Linked DNA regions of Homo sapiens: region 2 is linked to region 1. A link is a loop called in an ENCODE intact Hi-C map of the cell type or tissue named here. Cell type or tissue: endothelial cell of umbilical vein. All regions are shown on one strand. Links, peaks and the distances in the headings refer to the core of each region. The heading gives the core; the rest is flanking DNA.

Region 1 (4,402 bases), core at 289-4,288:
GAACGTGAAGGCCCAGAACACTATACTACCGTAGATTTTATAAACACTGTCTACTTAGGATACACTAAATTTATTTTAAAAATTGCACTATGACGCTACAACATTATGATGGCTACAACATCACTAGGTAATAAAAATTGTTCAGCTCCATTTTAATCCTATGAGATCAACATCATATATGCTGTCCATTGTTGACTGAAATATTGTTATGTGGTGCATGAATGTACTTCAATAGTTGCATTAACTGTGGACCTGTTTCCATTTTATTCCTCTTGGTTCTGGGTGAATTTTTATCTTCTCTACCTTGTTATTTTTTATTCTGAGCAGTAGACTTTTTTATGAGAAAATATTGAAAGAACTTGAGGCTCTGGATGATGTTATAATCCTCCAGAGAACATTTACTTTTGCTTCTTGAAGAAAGTTAGTTTGGAGGAAGATCACAAATCAATCATGAATTGAGTTGCTTCAAAGCTGGGTACCTTATCCCTATTTTCCTCTCATTCTATACATTCTCATCAGAAATATTTATTAATTTTTTGAATTAATTCCATGAATTCTAAAAATCTGATAAGGTGGTTCAGATGCTGGGCAATTAAAAAGAATGACAAGTGCCCACCTAGTTTGCGACCTCAAAAATGTAATGTCTAGGAAAGTATCAGTTCTATCAAATTTCATGCACATGTCTATTTAAATTTCTAGAAAACTAATTTGACCTGTTCAGAAATAGCTGAACAATGATAGTCTAATAACCTGGCATATTTATCAAATGTATGATTCTAGATTTTATGCCATAGGTGTGATGAATGAGCTCCTTGTCATTTTTTTCTAATTGTGGCCTTCAGGTGATACAGTTGAAACAAATAAAATATACATTTTTTTCCGAACAAAAAGTGAAAGACTATCAATAAAACCTAGAGCACTGGATACTACTATTTGAGGAGAGATATGAACTCACTTTTGGAGCCAATGAAAGCTACAGACTCCCTCCCAAATGGAATTGTAGAGAACCCATTTACATGCAAAATTTTGTGTACAGTTTTAGCATGCTTGGGTCCCAACTGAAGATCATGAGTGAATCTATTGCTAAGAATTCCTTCTCTAGAACAAAAAAACAGTTTTTTATTTTTTAAGCAAAAAGAAAAATGTGTAACATTGACGTTTCAAGAAACGCTTTCTCATTCAACACTTTTCAATCATGTAGGTCATAGAAACCACATTGCATATGTTTGCCTTTTTTTCTTTATCAGAGAAGTGAGAGTCACTAATAAGAAAGGGAAAAACTTATATAACCTTTAAATCACAAAATATACTAAGAGCAAACACTAAATCTGTGAACACACAGAAGAAGAGGTGCCTGTCTCCAGCAAGTAGATTTCAGAGAAGAACTGGAGGCCAGCAGCCCATGCCATAAGCCACAGTGACAAACAATGGACATATATATGGCTGTGTCACGCTCATAGTCAGATTTGTTAGGTCCACACAGTAATTAAAACATTTATATTAGTTGTCAACACTTAGAAATTGGGAGATTTCTTTTTTTTTCTTTTCCTTTTTTTTTTTTTTTTTTTTTTTGAGACAGAGTCTCTCTCTGTCTCCCTGGCTAGAGTGCAGTGGCACGATCTTTGCTCACTACCACCTCCACCTCCTGGGTTCAAACGATCCTCGTGCCTCAGCTTCCCAAGTAGCTGGGATTACAAGCATGTGCCAACATGCTCAGCTAATTTTCTTTTATTTTCTTTTTTCTTTCTTTTTTTTGGGGGGGTGGGGGCGGTATTTTTAGTAGAGAGACTGGGTTTCATCATGTTGGCTAGGCTGGTCTCAAACTCCTGGCCTCAAGTGATCTACCTGCCTCGGCCTCCCAAAGTGCTGGGATTACAGGTGTAAGCCACTGCCTGGCCAGGAGATTTCATATTAAAGTACTTTTTTCTGTCCCCTCTTTAAACGTCAAGAGATACAGACACAGTTGGCCCATATCTCTATGTTGCAATAATCAGCCTGGGATGAATAGCCACTTCCTGTTCTCCCAGTTCATTACAATCCTCAGAAGCACCTACTTCTCTGTTTCACTGATTTCTAGTACATGGTTGACTTCTGTAGGCATTAGAGCTTGTGATTCATGGTGGTCAGCCCTCAAATAAATGAATGTTGACCCAGTGTCGTGGAACGCTCCCTGCTGAGTGAGCCTGCTTTCCCCATTTCCTTCTATCTTAGAAAATTACACCTGGCTTCTCAAGGGGAGATTCCAAACTCATCCCATTCTCTCTGAATGCATCTCCACTCAATTTTTTCCAGATAACTTCCAGCTGACCTCTTCCCACACTCTTCTAAGGAACAAAGTTTCTTGAAAGGATGAAGGAGAAAGGACTGTGCCTGGAATGCTAACCTCACAGTTAACAACCTCTGTAGCATTCCCATTTCCCCACACCACTTTTTCTTTTCTGGTTTTTTTTTGGGGTTTTTTTGTTTTGTTTTGCTTTTTTAATTTTGACCTTCATTAGAAAGGTCATTGAAATACTTAGTGCTGAAAGCTATATCTGAAAAGACTGTATTTCTTAGTGAAAATGTCTTGGAGATCATCGTTAGTATTTGTGGCAGAGCTAGGTCAAAATTAACATATTACAACAGCTTGTGTCAGTCTGGGTTACGAACTTTCCATAAGAAAGTGTAGGCCGAAAGGTCACACTCATTAGCTCATACCACAGAGAACTGCAGAATCCTAAAAGACAATTTCTTCTCTTTATAAATAAACAAGACTGATTTCCTCTTGCTCCAACCACCACCCCTTCTTACCCATACGTATGACTTGCAAGCACACTACTCACCCACACTTCACAGCTATAATTTCTCTGTCATCCGTTTCTGTAAATTTGGTTTCCTTGAGTCAGTTCCCAGATTGCTTATATACGATATACGCATTACATCATCCTACTTTTTCAGTTGCCTATACTCTTGTGAAAATGCATATTTAAATCCTTAATAAGCCACTAGCCCAGACCCCAACAATGACTGCAATTAATAACAGAGTTCTCGCTCGCAATTCATCTTGTGTGACCTGTGCCAGTGGTATGATTTGTTAGTCATGAAACTTCTTTAACCTACCTCCATTATGCAAATACAACAGGAAACGCGCTCTTCTGTTTCAGTTGCTGAAGTGTAGGCTGTGATCCTGTGTTGTACACTCCAGCTCACAGCCCACGGGAGGGACGCCAGAGTGTGGTAGGCACCAGTTGCTGCAGAGAGAGATGCTCAATGGACTCTGCACTCAGTTAGAACGACAAGCCTGATGTGGCCATGCATTCAGCATGACGTCAAAATGACAGGTTATGTTCTGTTACGTGTCCGCTGGTATCAGCTGTATTGATCCTGAGGTTGGTGAATGAAAGATGCCCTCACTTTACCACTAATGCTGATTGCACTAACCTTGCACTAATCTTTCTAGGTGAGAGTTCAGATTCTCTGAGAGCCAAGCTGTATCCTCAGAGAAAAAAAGATGAGGAGAATTTAAAGCACTTGGCCAAGGGCCTGGGTTTTTCCTCTTCTCTGCTGACCCCAACATCACCAACATAGAACATGTCAGCTCCTTCAGTTATTAGACAGCCAGCTCTGAAAGGTGCAGAAACTAAAAAGCATTTCTAACTATAGGAGTCTCAGAGTATTTCAGAGCTTCATGTCACCAGAAACACTATTTGCTTAGGCTACCCCAAGGAGAGCCACTTGATTTTGCAAGAGGCTATCTTTTTCAATGGGTCCTGTCCTTTCTCTACCCTTTGTCACAAACCACCATCAATTCCTATATTATAATTCCTGTGTCTCTAAATCAATTTCTCTCTCTCTCCCTCCCTCCTTCTCTTTCTGCCTCCTTCTTTACAAAGCATGCTGTCTTTCAATTAACATAGTGATGACCTATTGTCACCCGTTACCATGCTAATCCTGAGCTGGTGTGAAATTACTTTATAATAAACACTATGGAGCTGTGACTTTCAATTAATTTTTCACATGCTGCGCTAAATCAGATTAACGCTCCCCGCCGCCACCACCCTTTGACCACAGACGTAATTCCTTCTTTATAATGAAATGGAGGATTAATTTATATGAAGCATATCTGTACACATTTGCAAATAAATGTAAGGATAGACTTTGTGCCATATTTGCATTGTGCACTGTCTCAGGTTTAATACAGACTCTCTGAGATGATTAATTTTTTGTGTTCACTGGGGTGGGGAAAGATATTTCCAGCTGTTGTTGTTTCTCTGTTAAATTCTAACTAAATGCCTCCACAAAGAATAAGCAAAGAAATGCTCACATATGCCGCAATGCTGAGAGAGTGGTGACTTCTTTCCTAAATCTCACAATGCCGCATTAGAAGAAGCTGAAGGAAAATGTAAACACTCTGAAATGGAAA
Region 2 (4,402 bases), core at 302-4,301, 57 kb before region 1:
AGGATAAGAAGGAATAATTCCATGAGATAAATTCTTGAAAAATAATAAAGGAATGGTTTACAGAGCATGAATGGAGGCACTCAACTTTGGTAGGATTGGGGATTTTTCTTTTGCTGTATAGAAAGGCAGCCCAGAGAGTCTTTCTACGTACAAATGCATGTGGATTGACAAGTGGAGGGAAGACACAGAGGTTTCCATTCCATGGTTTCTTTTTCCTCCATGAAGTCTAGAACAAGATGACCAGCCAAGCATGAAGAGAGAGAAGGGCATGGTAGCAGAACTGCAGACAGAAGAGGTACGAGATACCAGACTGGGAGAGCAGAAAGTTGAGGTCATAATAATCCACTAGGATCCAGTGAACTATCAGATAACGTCATCAACTAAGAGTGGGCGGTTTTTGTTGGAAATTTGAAAAAAGAGGAGGAATTATGGCACTAGTTCCTTTAGCATGTGAAACAGCAACTTGGCAAGGAAAGTAGAGTATAATTGTCGGGCAGCATGGATTGCTCATTTGCAAATTGTGGTAATGAACGTACAGGGAAAGCAGTCACTATGGTCGTCATGGTGTGCATCCCCTCTGGGACCATGTCACTGCTCAGCTGGGGAAGCAGGGAGGTGAATACTTGGTCTTAACCACAATTGACCTTCTTCTGGATGATACAGTGGACAAAGAGAACAGGGTAGTTGAGGATTTCGGAACTCTGCCAATGCTTTTTATCTAGAGTCATGTTGCCATTTTTGTCCCAAGAAAGGCAGGATTAGATTATTGTTTAACAGATTGAGTTGGTGTAGTGTATTCTTGGTTATCAAAATACTCGTATAGCTTTGGGATTTTGAACTGGGAATATTCATGATGTGTGAAAAATCATGATACATACTGTACGATCTCAGTCCCATAAAACTGAATGTTGTGCCTACACATGCACAGGACCTAGAAGAACATGTCAAACTATAAACTGCTTGTGATTGTGAATGACTTTGTTCTTTGCTTCTTGTGTTTTTCAGTTTCCTATAATGCACATATTAACTTTTTAAAAATAAAGGTTATTTTAAAAGCCAAAAAAAAGATACTACATCTAACTGTGAATTTCAAGCTGCATAAGGAGACAGGAGTGAGCCTGAGGGAATTATTGACAGTGAGAAGGGGAAGGGTCAACAGGTTCGAGCTCTAGCGAGAGAACAAAAGTGCTGGAGTGGGAATGCAAGAGCATTTGAGCTGACCAGGAAGTGAAGTGCTTAACATTGCTATTTTTAAAATAAGGCAACTATGAAAATGACATTTTATGAATGTCCTCTTCTACACATTGCTTATAGCATGTTAAACTATTTTGATGGAGATCTCCCAAAAACTGACATGTGAGTCAGGAAATCAAATCACAAATGGCCGTGGATAGTTAGCAATACCTTTAGGAACCTAATAAATGATCATTTTAATATCTGCTAAAAACTCAACATTCAACTATGAAAAACCTTGGATTCTGGATTCTTCCAAAGGTAAACCACATGACACTAACAAATAGCAAAGTAATTGCAATTTCCTCAAAAGATACAACAAGCAAAATAGAGAAGGGGGAAAAAACCTTCCTGATGTAAACAGAAGTGTCTTCCTGGTTTCCTTCTATAGCTTTGTTCTTTGTTTTAGACAGATTGCTTTTGGGTGGAAGCCCATTCTAGGAAAGGTTTCCATGCAGTCTGCCTGGTTCCCTAGTTGTCACAGCAGAAGTAATGACACAAAATTTATGGATCATGGCCAGGCACGGTGGCTTATGCCTCTAATCCCAGCACTTTGGGAGGCCAAGGCTGGCAGATCACTTGAGGTCAGGAGTTTGAGACCAACCTGGCCAACATGGTGAAACCCCATCTCTACTAAAAATACAAAAATTAGCCAGGGGTGGTGGCAGGCACCTGTAATCCCAGCTACTAAGGAGGCTGAGACAGGAGACTCGCTTGAACCTGGGAGTGGAGGTTGCAGTCAGCCGAGATCATATCACTGCATTCCAGCCTGGGCGACAGAGTGAGACTCTGTCTCAAAAAAAGAATTAAAAAATAAAATAAAAACAAAATGTATGAATCACTTCTCACTTACTTCAATTTATGTTTCTCTTTTCTATTCCTGGTCCAGATTTCCTGACATCGACTGTTGTTTGCCAGCATCATGAATTCATTTCCTCCCCCATTAACAGTAGAGGCAAAAATAATGTTTCCTTCTTTGTTAAGGTATAAAATCTACACCAAATAGGTCATTGATGACTTTTTAAGGGGATTCACAGCCCACAGTGAGAAGCAGCCAACCTGGGCCTAGAGAAATGTGACTGCTTTCTTTCCCAAAGAATCCAGAATGTCTCTGATTCTAAGAATGGGAAATTGGAGGTTAAAAGTTGCCCATATTTCAGAAGACCATTGAAAAAGAAGTAGTCAAATAAACAGGCGGGGTTAAGGATGTTAGAGAAAAGACATGATCATAGGCTTTAGCTTTTACCCTTATGTCTCTACAGAAATGTGATTTAATTATTAGTTGCAGCAACTTGTTATGAATAATTTGGAGTTGGAGGGTGCAAACCTGAAATGTTTTGTCAGAGGGATTTGATATTCCAGGAGTTTCGTGATTTATTTTTCACTAAGTATTATCCCCAGATTCCATTATGCAGGAGATAATGATACTGAAGCAATATTTTTATAATAGACTATCTAGCTTTCTCTTAGCTGTGGGGATTAAAGTTTTAATATTTCTCATTTGATTTATTTTTTGAAATAAGTGTTTTATTGGAACAACAAAGCATATTTCACTAGTTGCTAATCAACATTAAAAAATGTAAGATGATATATGATTAACACTCAGATTGAGTAAAAGTGCATGTATTGTCTAATAAATGAAAACCAGGAAAATAAATAAAGATATGGACATAAAAGACCCTACATTCCCCTGTTGTCAACTGATATAAACGGCTAGCGTGTCTAGCCCTAGCTCTTCTTCAAACTTGAATAGTGCTGACTGCATTTGAATTTTCTTACGAAGAGGAAAATCTTTATGGCATGCATGGGCCTAAGGGTTCTTTAAAGTTTGAGAACAATGCTGCTTAAAAAGCCAATGCTTTTTAAGCAGTGTCAACTCTTGTTTCTTTCCCCAGTAAGAGAGAGTTCTATCTAGAAAGCATTTTTTTTCTAAGTTTCTCATTTCTCCCTAGACTCAATCACAAAAAAATATAAAAATTTCACACCGCTGGAGTACAACCAATGTATGTAAAAATCCCATTTGTGTCATTCTATGATTAGAAAGATGTTTCACAGCAAGCTTTAATAACAAACTCTAATCTTCTACTCCACCTTCAACCTATATATAATCAATTTCTCACAATATTAGATGCTGAAGTTTGATTTTTTTTAAAGAGACTTTAGACGCGTCCCCAGAATAGCACGTCTTGAAGTACATTTAAGTCAAAATAAATGTAGTTTCACCAGGTGTGTGAAGTGATTCTTTCACTCTAGTGACAAATGACTTATGGATGGTTAGCGCTGCCATCCATGCAGGCTTGGCATTGATTTGTATACACTCATGAATTGTCTCCATGGAGAAAATGTACAGAGGTAGCATTTCACTTTTATGTGTTTCATCAAACAGCTTCCAAGTGACAGAGGGAAAGGTATGAAAGTTGTTAGGGAAAACATTCTCTATTACCAAGAGGTTGTTTCTTCAGAAGTCAGAGGCTTGTGTGTCCTGTGAAGGGAATACTTAATTAAACCTGTGCTGCAGAATTCCTTTCAGATAATCAAAGTCTTTATAAAGCCACCTTTGCCTCCTACAAACAAAATTGTCTACAGGTAGCTGCTTATGAGTTATTTTGACACAGAATTAAGGGAACTTTGATTCTAAAATGTATGTTTCTGTGTTTTAATATAAACTATGTAGTATCTGAGACAATCTCAACCAAGAAATACAACTTCACACTTGGGACTGGTGTGAGGTGGTTTGCAGGTTCCAGAAAAATCTCACTTGGGTCTCTTATGGTGCCTGAAGGCTTTCTGCCAAGGGTTTAGTCCCTTGCATTAAGGCTTTGTATTTTCAGCCTTTATTAATATGCGCTAAAGCCTGATGGGGTCACATGTTAAGTAATTGTTAATGATGATTCCTTTGAGAGATATTTATGTATCAATTATTTGTATGTCTCAAGAGTTATCTGTGAGAGAATGGAAAATCACACTGAATGCCAGGTTTTGTTAGGGGACAAGCAAAATGGCAAATCTATAATACTCATACCTCAAGGACTCCAAGGAGCTGAAAGGAAATAGGAGGGTGTTGAGTGTCTTACAAAGGGGAATATTGGAAACAAAGACCATGGAGATAACTTTGAGACCTGTTTCACAGTTTTGGTTTGGTCCAAGGTAAGGAAAATATTGAAAAGTT

Evidence for each region. Peaks named below come from ENCODE experiments on the same cell type or tissue, not always from the same donor. Only the 100,000 strongest peaks of a DNase experiment are listed, where the experiment ranks them.
Region 2: a loop joins it to region 1, with 3 times the contacts of the local background. A loop is called at or near these places in 2 of 110 quality-filtered maps.

The regions. Positions count from the first base shown.
Region 1 is chr12:41,602,943-41,607,344 of GRCh38, forward strand. No RefSeq gene overlaps it. Among named protein-coding and RNA genes, the nearest start is that of LINC02400, 160 kb to the right of the region's middle. In endothelial cell of umbilical vein, for the core only: no CTCF peak of the experiment used is centred there; no DNase peak of the experiment used is centred there.
Region 2 is chr12:41,545,596-41,549,997 of GRCh38, forward strand. All of the region lies in intron 5 of PDZRN4 (PDZ domain containing ring finger 4), which reads left to right. Among named protein-coding and RNA genes, the nearest start is that of PDZRN4-AS1, 140 kb to the left of the region's middle. In endothelial cell of umbilical vein, for the core only: no CTCF peak of the experiment used is centred there; a DNase peak (open chromatin) is centred at 2,166.